2 separate regions of the Homo sapiens genome follow, and region 1 is linked to region 2. The links are chromatin contacts, found by Hi-C or POLR2A ChIA-PET in ENCODE. All regions are on one chromosome and are shown on one strand. Each heading gives the region's core, a stretch centred on a gene start or an enhancer-like site at or near the end of the contact. The rest is flanking DNA. Distances are from core to core; before and after follow the strand shown.

Region 1 (4,809 bases), core at 1,297-3,796, 920 kb before region 2:
TATCCATTTAGTGCCTCAAATAAGCCCTGCTGAATTTGCAATTATCAGCCAGCAGGGGTCACTCCTCTGTTAACTTCCCTATTAGAAACAGAGCGGTGGGGATTCTCACTTAGAAAAGAAAAAAAGAGAAAAACAGTTAAAGAGGCAAAAAGTGGGGAATGCTGGGGGAAGAACCCCTTGCTTAGTGCAAGTGGGCCCCTCTAATCCTTATAACTTTCCCATCCTTCCCCCAGTTCAGACCAGGTTGAATTCCTTGGCCATGGAAGGAAAGGTTCCATTGATGCAGTGGGTGAGAAGCACTCTGTAGGGTCCTGGCTACCATCGGTTTTCTCACACCCCCCTCATCCCAGGCAGTGGAGGGAGACACTTCTGCGACATTGCTCCCCCTGCCCCTTCATGGCTATTGGGTGTGGCCTTTGCCTGCTGCAGGCATGCCTAGGTGCTGGAGCTGGGAGGGAAAAGGGTAAGGAGAGGTGCCCTGGAAGCCGCTCATGCCTGGGGCTGTCAAGGTGGAGGCATACATGGCACCTCTAGGAAAAATTGGTCTGATTTGCACCTTTGGCGGCTGAGCCAAATGCTCATTTTACTTAGTAACATTGCCTCAGCCTGTAGCAAAACTCTTAACATTATAAAGGAAGAGATAAGATCCATTTCAAATAATGTGTGAGAGAGAAAAGAGATGAAAGGAAAACAGAGTCTTTTACCTGCAGGAAAGGGAGAGAAGTGGCAGAGTTTTGGAAGAAAGGCAGGCCCAACAGTTTCCCATTCACTCACACTCACCTTCCGAGATCCCAGACGAGCCACCAGTTGAAATGGGAAAAGTTTCCTTGTCCCCCTCACAGGAGGTGGAGTGGGGGTGTGGCTTGCTTCTTTAGTACTCCGCTGCTCAAACCTCTAGGGAAGCATACAGACTGGCAAGTTGTGGGGCTACAACCCCATGGCAGCATCTAGGGGTAGATGTTTACAGCTGCTGAAGCCCCAGTGGACATGTGGTACCATGTGCTCTTTTAGTTTTGCCATCTATAGGTGGCTTTGTGGTAACCAGCTCAATTAGACCCATTCCTTAACCCAAAGACAGAGGGCTTTCTGTATCCCGCGGTTGTTACCTAGGTGTACCAGAAAAATCAAATCACACGTGGTCTTGGAGAATGAGTGCAAGGTTTTATTGAGTGGAAGTAGCTCTCAGCAGATGGGGGAGCCAAAAGGGAGAATAGTTTTCCCCTGAAGTCGGGTTATTCAGCGGCCCAGGCTCTCCTCTGGCTGCCCCAGCCAAACTCTATGTCAATCCATTGGTCGGTGGCCTGCCAGAGTGCTGGTGCCTGTTGGTGGATTCCTCTCAGCGTCGAGAGTTTTTCCCTCTCAGGAAAGGGAGAGAAGTGGCAGCCACCCATGTGTTCTTGCACTGATGTGCTCCTCTCGACGTCCAACCTCCTGTGTGTCTGCCTGCTAGGGTCCCAGGGTTTTTTTAGGCACAGGATAGGGCATGGTGGGCCAGGGTGATCTTGGGAAATGCAACATTTGGTCAGGAAAACAAAAATGCCTGTCCTCATCTAGGTCCAGGGGCACAAGCCCAGGTTTGGAGCCCTAGCCAGGGACCCCGGCCTCCTCTACCCATCACTTTCCTTCACCTTTTCTGTATCATTCAAAGGGACCATGCCCTTCCCTTCCCAGCACTTCTCTTCTGTATCAATAGGTGATGTTTTTAAAATTTCCCAACTCTAGTGCAGGCATGGTACTAGACATATACATAGAAATAAAACCACACTTATTCTTCTGGCTGGCAAGACATAGTATTTTTGCCAAATTATGTGTTGTTTTGAAGCATTTTATGTACCCCTGGTCATATAAAAATAAAGCTATTTTGTTCAGTACAAACAGCAGCATTTTCTGGATTAGAAAGTTAATCATCTTAAAAGATCATCACGGATTTTTCCATTGCACTCATCACTAATTGCTTTGGCAAAAAATTTCTTATCTCACGCATGACAAAATCAGCCGCAGTATCTCCTAGTAATTTAATGGTGATGATCTTTATAAAGGAAATAAGCACATCAAGGGAAAACATAATTTTTTTAAAAAAAAGAGTAATAAAACTTTTTAAAAGTCTTTTTTAAAAGACTGCTTTTCTAAAATAGTAAAATAAAACTCCACCAATAAAACCACCAACAAAACAGAAAAGAAAAAATAATGATATGATCGGAGCTATTTGATGAAAGATGGTAAATTAAATTTAAAATGATTAGAAGAGAAAAAGCAATACCTGTCTCCCGTAGGTCTCAGTCCAGGTTCTGCTATGCCTTTCTCCTGGTGAGCCACCTATTTAAGAGTCGCTTAAAGCATATGTTAATCCAACAACAGCAGATTAAAAACCAATGCAATCTGAACTATTTGATCTAAAAACATAAATAAAATTTAAAACAAATAAAAGAGAAAAAGCAGTACCTGTGTCCTGTAGGTCTCAGTCCAAGATCTGCTCTGACTCCCTTGTGGTGAGTTAGCCCTTTAGAAGTCACTTGGGGTGGGGCATATGTTAATTCCACTAACATTGGTTCTGGCCAATGAGTCAGGAAGGTGGTAAATGGCACCTTTTCTTCTTGCTGATTTCTTTCAGTTCCTTTGGAGTCTGGACATTAGTCCTTTGTCAGATGCCTAGTTTGTGACTACTGTTTCCTATACTGTGGGTTGTGTGTTTACCCTGCTGATATTTCTTCTGCCTTGCAGAAGATTTTCGGTTTCATTAGGTCCTATTGATCTTATTCTATTTTTATATTTTTGCGTTTGCTTTTGGGGCATTAGTCATGACTACTTGGCCTAAGCCAATGTCTAGAAAAGCTTTTTGGATGCTATCTTGTAGCATTTTTAGACTTTCAGGTCTTAGATGGAAGTTTTTATATGCTTTGTTAAAGATCAGGTGACTGAAAGTACCGGGCTTTGTTTCTCGGTTCTCTATTCTGTTCCATTGCTCTATGTGCCTATTTTTATACTTCCTGCACCATTTATTGAATAAAGTGTCCTTTCCCCAATTAGTGTTTTTGCATACTTTGTTGAAGATTAGTTGTCTGTAAGCATTTGGCTTTATTTCTGGGTTCTCTATTCTGTTCCATTGCTCTATGTGCCTATTTTTATACTTCCTGCACCATTTATTGAATAAAGTATCCTTTCCCCAATTAATGTTTTTGTGTACTTTGTTGAAGATTAGTTGTCTGTAAGCATTTGGCTTTATTTCTGGGTTCTCTATTCTGTTCTATTGCTCTATGTGCATATTTTATACCAGTATCATGCTATTTTGGTGATTGTAGCCTTGTAGTATAATTTAAAGCCTGCCTTCAGATTTGTTCTTTTTGCAAAGTATTGCTTTGGATATGCGGTCACGTTTTTGGTTTTGTATAAATTTTAGGATTCTTTTTTCTAGTTCTGGGAAGGAGAATGATGATATTTTGATGAGAATTCTACTGCTCTGTAGATGGCTTTGGAGAGTATGGTCACTTTCACAATATTGATTCTACCTATTCATAAGCTTATAATGTGTTCCCATTTGTTTGTGTCAACTGTGATTTCTTTCAGCACTATTTTGTAGTTTTCCTTGTAGGAAACTTACATTAACCTACTTGGTTAAGTATATTTCTAAGTATTTTACTTATTAAAAATTCTCAGGGAAATGCAAAGTAAAACTGAGGTGGGAAATTAAAGAAAAATAAAATTAAAAAGAAAGGGAAATAAGCTTTCTTGTATTAAGCTAACTTGTCCCAGAGGCAGCAACAGGCACAGCCCAGACCCAGGAAAAGTCTTGATAATATTATTTATTGTATTCTGGAGACTCTTCCAGCACTCCTTCAATGTAGGGAGAAGAAAAACAAATTTTCCTTTGTTTTATGGTATGAGTTTATAGATTCTTGTTCTCTTTAACTAGTAACTTCAAGTATTCTGTTTTATCTAAGAAGTATGGCAAAGGTCATGAGAAGCCTGAGCAGGCCTGAACTACAGCTCTCTAGGCACCATAGTGAAGATAAACCAATGCAAGCCTCTTTAGAGCAAAACCTAGATAATAGACATCTGGGTTGCATAGCAACAGTTATGTGCAATCCTGAGTTATGAACCTGTTACAATTTGATTAACTGTCTTTTTCCTGCCTCTGTATCCCTGCTTTCACACCACTGTAAGCTTGCTTCAAGCTGGCCCACCCCCTTTTGTGAAGTGTGTATAAAAGTCAAGTGCTGTCTTTGTTCCAGGCCCTGTCTTTGGACGTGAGTCTGCTGGGCCTGAGAGCACTCAATAAAAGATTCTCCTGTTTTAACCCAAAGCCTCTCTCTCATCCTCCTAAATCCCACAACAAAACCACAATGAGATGCTATCTTAATCTTGCTAGAAGCCCATAATTTAAAAGTCAGAAAACAATAGATGTTGGCATAGATGTGGTCAAAAGGGAGCACTTTGACACTGCTAGTGGGAATTTAAACTAGTCCGACCACTATGGTAAACAGTATGGGGATTCCTTAAAGAACTAAAAGTAGACCATTCATTCCAGCAATCCCATTACTGGCTATCTACCCAAAGGAAAAGAAGTTATTCCATAAAAAAGACACAAGAATATGGATGTTTATAGCAGCCGATTCGCAATTGCAGTGATATGGGACCAACTTAAGTGCCCATCAACGAACGAGTGGATAAAGCAAATGTGGTACACCATGGAATAATACTTGATAATAAAAAGGAACAAAATAATGTCCTTTGCAACAAGTTGGATGGAACTGGAAGCCATTATTCTAAGTGAAGTAACTGAGGAATGGCAAATCAAATATTGAATGTTTT
Region 2 (4,180 bases), core at 984-3,483:
TGACCTCGTGATCCATCCGCCTTGGCCTCCCAAAGTGCTGGGATTACAGGCATGAGCCACAGCTCCTGGCCTGCTGTATAAATCTTGAATTTATTTACATATTTATTACCCCACAATAACTCCAGGAAGGCAGGGGTTTTTATATGACTTATTTCCTGTTGCTCTTATTACCTTTTCCAGACGCTGGCATAGAGTAGGTGCTTAGTGAATTCTTGTGGAATTAATGAATGAGATCTTATGAAGCTAGATTTCCATGAGTCAGAGGTCTAGCAGAGTCAACGGCAGCCCACAGATGTTTTGTTTCATGTGTTCCACAAGATGCGGACTCACACACCATCACCGCCCCCCCCCCCCCGCCGACACAAAAAAATATATACTGTATGGAAGATTAGCCCCACCCTCCTGCCTCGCTGGAGCCTGACCCGGGAGGGGTGAAAGAGCGGGGCGGGAGGGAAGGCCTGGAAAGTAAGAAAAGGCAAGGGGCGGGTCTGTGGGCGGAGCAAAGATAGGAAGGGAGGGCCTAAGTGTTCGAGAGACTGGAGCCATCCGAGCGAATGGAAAGCCCTGTCTAGAGAGACCAAGGAAGGGCAGAGCTTAAACGGGCGGGGGCCAATGCTAGGAGAATTTCACCTTGGGAATTTCTCATTGGGAAAGAATGGGGCCTAGGGCCACCGGGATTGGGCCTCTTTGGAGGGAAGGCTGGAAGTAGGACTGGTGGAGGGCGCGGAAAGGGCACGTCCAAACTTCTGTTAGGAAGAGAAGGGGCCTGAAGAGGGGGTTTTAATCCAGAGGCCGATTGGAAGGGGCGGGGCCTAACAGTTTTGGGGCGGTGTCTTACTGGGGGCATAGCCTAAAATGTGGACCGGGCTTCAGCTGCAGAGGGGGAATGGACTGCGGCTGGAAGGGAGGCTTGGCCGTGATCCTGACACAAGAAAATACATGGACACGGTGGCGGCTTATTTCCACTACAGAGATACGGTGAGAGGGTGTTCTTTCCCTCCGCCTAAGTCTGGGAAGCAGGGCGCCCCTCCTCAGTCCCCAAGGGAGCAGCCTCCAGCACCGCGTTGCAAGCGCTAGCGAAGGCGGGTGGGGGCAGGCTCACCGTCACAGGTGCCCTCGGGGCCCGCGTGGTACCCAGGATCGCAGTCCCGGACACAGCGGTAGGAGCCGGGAGAGTTCTCACAGCGCTGCGACCCGCACAGGGCTGGGCCTCGCTCGCGACATTCGTCCACGTCTGAGGAGAGAGGTCGGGTGGTCGGATGTGGGAAGCAGGGAGGCAAGATGGGGGATACAAAGAGGGGAGAGGAGAGTCAGAAGGGGGAGGCCGGGGAAGCAGAGGAGAGGGCAGGAGAAGATTGGGGTAGAGGAGAGTTGGGGAGGCTAGGAGAGGAGGCGGGGGAAAGAGGTAAGGGGAGGGGAGAAGCGGAGGAGGAAAGACAGAGGTGGGAGGCCAATCGGCGAGTCGGGGAGTCGAAGGGAGGAGGGATCAGGCCGGGGCGGGGCCTCTCACCGAGGCAGGAGGCGAGGTCCGGGCCAGCGCGGTGTCCCGGAGGACAGATGCACTCGAAGGAGCCGTCGGTGTTGGTACAGATGCCGCTCTGGCAAAGGTCCTCCTCGCTGCACTCGTCAACGTCTGCGGGACAGGGCGTCCGAAGGCCCGGCCCACCTCCCGCTCCGCCTAACATTCTAGGCCACACCCCTCCACCGCCCCTCGGCTCTCCTAGGCCTCTCACGCCTTCCCCAACCTGCCTCACGCTACTTCCCTCCCTGCAAACACCGCCCCCCGACGGGTTTAGAACAGCTTCTTTACAATCACGGTCCAAATACCCAGACTCGGCCCTTTCATCTCCACGCCCCGCCCCCCCTCACTGCCTCGAGACTCCCACCAGCTGCCCCCTGATCCTGCTGGAATACCCCGGCTAAAAACTCGTTTTCCCCTTTTCGCCCTCTTCTCCCCGTCCCGCCTTTTCCTGCCCTAAGCCCACCCTTTCCGGGGCCAGGATCAGCCCGGGTACGAACCGAGGCAAGAGGCTCCGCGGGGTCCGGGTCGGTAGCCAGGGGCACAAGTACAGGCAAAGGAGCCGTCAGTGTTGAGGCACTCGCCGTGAGGGAAGCAGAAATCGCCCTCCAGGCACTCGTTCACGTCTAGGGTACGCGGGAGATTGGGCGGAGTCACGGGACCCGGCCTCCCAGACAAGCTCCGCCCACATCGCAGTAACCCCGCCCCCACCAATGCCAGGTTTCTAAGCTCCTCCCACAGCGCCTTGGTCCCGCCTCCACCTTTCCAGCCGGCTTTGCCCTGGAACCCAGGCCCTACTCCCAGACTCTCTGGCGGGTCCCTATGCTGCTCACCTGCGCAGGGCCCGGGCCGACCCGACGGCGCCCGGTAGCCTGGCGCGCAGCTGCAGCGGAAGGAGCCTTCGGTGTTAGTGCAGTGGCCGTGGGGACCACAGGGAGGGGCACCCGAACTGCATTCGTCCACATCTGTGGGGGGTGGGGGTGTTCAGAAAGGGTCCAGTCTCGGGACACACCCGACCAATCCCCTTGGAGTAGGGTGTCTGGGGGAGGTGGTGGGAAGTCTCATGAGTTGGAGGCTGGGGGAGGGCTCTATGGCAGAGGTGGGTAGGGCTGACCAAGGTTCTCGGGTTCCGGGGACCATGGTTGCAAGTCCTGTGGGTCTAGGTTTCTAGGAACTACCTGTGCCAGGATTTTGGAGTCAGGAGAGGGATCAGACAGGGATCAGAAATCAACTAGGGCAAGGGACCAGTCAAGTATTATAAACTAGGATCATTGGATGGGATTCGGCTGAGCCATGGGTCAGAGTTAGTGACTGGAATCTGAATCCAGTTAGGATCAGAAGTTATAGTCAGGGTCCAGAATTCTGCCTCAAGTCAGGGGCCAGGGTCAGGGATTATGAACCCAACCAGGTTCCAGAGAAGGGATTCTGAGAAGAGGCAGGGGCTGTGAAAGAGATAGGACCAAGAGTCACACAGTCAAGGTTATGGTCAGTGCTATGGTTAGTGGTTATGATTAGGGTCAAATGTCACAGTCAAATTCAGGAGTTATAGGTCACATTCAGGGCCAGAGTCATGAGGGTCACAATTGCTATCAGGGTATGGGCAGGGACTATCATCAAGGGTGATGGTTAGGGTCAAATGTTACTGTCAAGTTGGGTCTCAGGAGTCACATTCAGGGTCAAGAGTTGTGGTCCAGGTCAGGGTCAGGAGTCACAGGCTCTGGGGACTGAGGGACTGAGGTCCAGGTCAGGAGGTTACGGCCAGGTCATAGTTGTGATCTGGGTCAAGGGTCGGGGGTCATGATGCAGGCCCAAGGTCACAGCCAGGGCCTGGTCTCACCAGTGCATCTGCCACGGTGCAGGTGGTGGCCAGAAGGACAGGTCCTGCACTGGAAGGAGCCGGGCGAGTTCACACACTCCTGCCCAGGGCATGCGAGGTGGTTCTCACACTCATCCACATCTGGGGGGCAGGGGAGAGGGTGGCCTTGAAGAAGTGGTCCAACTCCCCCCTCACCCATCCACACTCCTCCCTCCCTCCCCGGCCTCACCCTCGCACTCGGAGCCAGCAGTGTTGGGTTGGAAGCCCATGGGGCAGACACACTGGAAGCTGCCTTCTGTGTTCTCACACCGGCCGTAGGTGCAGGGTGGGGGGCTTCGGGCACACTCATCCACATCTGGGGCAGAGGGGACCAATGAGGCTGAGGAAGGGGCCTGAATCCATTCCCATGGCCATCACCACCCACCCCAGCATTCCAGTCTTGAGCCTGCCTTCTGGACTTGCCTCAGGCTGCTCCCTCTTCCCAGGAAGACAGACACCTTCCTCGTGTCCCCATTCAATGGTCTCTCCAGCTACTAAGGTGGGGGCTAAGGCACCAACTCCATGTTGCCTGCCCTGCCTCAGGTGACCCCCTCCTCAGGGTTCCCATAAGCACAAGAGTATCTTTCAAAAAGGGAGGAGGGGTGGGGAGGACTGCCTTATTTTGTTGAAAGGAGAGAAGACTCTGGAGTGAGGTCCCCATCCCTCAGCCCCTGTTCTCCATCCCTGAGCCCCATCACTCTGCCTCTCTGCCCCTCAATAATCTCTCTCCAGTCTCCACAGCAAACAGTGATGGAGTAGGGCTGGGCTCAGCACCCTCACCTTGGCAGGGGGCCCCGGGCCCTCGG

Evidence for each region. A loop is a pair of places that touch in the nucleus more often than their neighbours do. ChIA-PET counts read pairs that join two places held with the same protein, here RNA polymerase II (POLR2A). Pooled maps may share reads with other maps.
Region 1: a loop to region 2 is called in a pooled map, with 3 times the contacts of the local background. The contact joins the promoter of LINC01480 here to the enhancer-like site in region 2. A Hi-C loop is called at or near these places in 1 of 168 maps with a recorded cell type or tissue (natural killer cell), 1 of 37 single-sample maps with no recorded cell type and 7 of 50 pooled maps. POLR2A ChIA-PET finds 5 or more read pairs at or near these places in 3 of 52 experiments (CD4-positive, alpha-beta memory T cell, activated CD4-positive, alpha-beta memory T cell and activated CD8-positive, alpha-beta memory T cell).

The regions. Positions count from the first base shown.
Region 1 is chr19:41,533,235-41,538,043 of GRCh38, reverse strand. It overlaps LINC01480 (long intergenic non-protein coding RNA 1480), which reads right to left and starts at 2,546. Exons shown (of 3, transcript NR_110724.1): 1 at 2,443-2,546; 2 at 2,261-2,330; 3 at 1,140-1,443.
Region 2 is chr19:40,611,369-40,615,548 of GRCh38, reverse strand. It overlaps LTBP4 (latent transforming growth factor beta binding protein 4), which reads right to left. Exons shown (of 30, transcript NM_001042545.2): 13 at 4,155-4,180; 14 at 3,565-3,690; 15 at 3,357-3,476; 16 at 2,353-2,484; 17 at 2,020-2,145; 18 at 1,511-1,633; 19 at 1,103-1,234. Among named protein-coding and RNA genes, the nearest start is that of LTBP4, 12 kb to the right of the region's middle. RefSeq lists enhancers at 596-875, 1,097-1,644. Within about 2 kb of position 2,233, at least 36 of the 41 ENCODE cell types and tissues checked have a DNase peak (open chromatin) inside an H3K27ac peak, as active enhancers do; they include natural killer cell, where a contact is called at or near this core.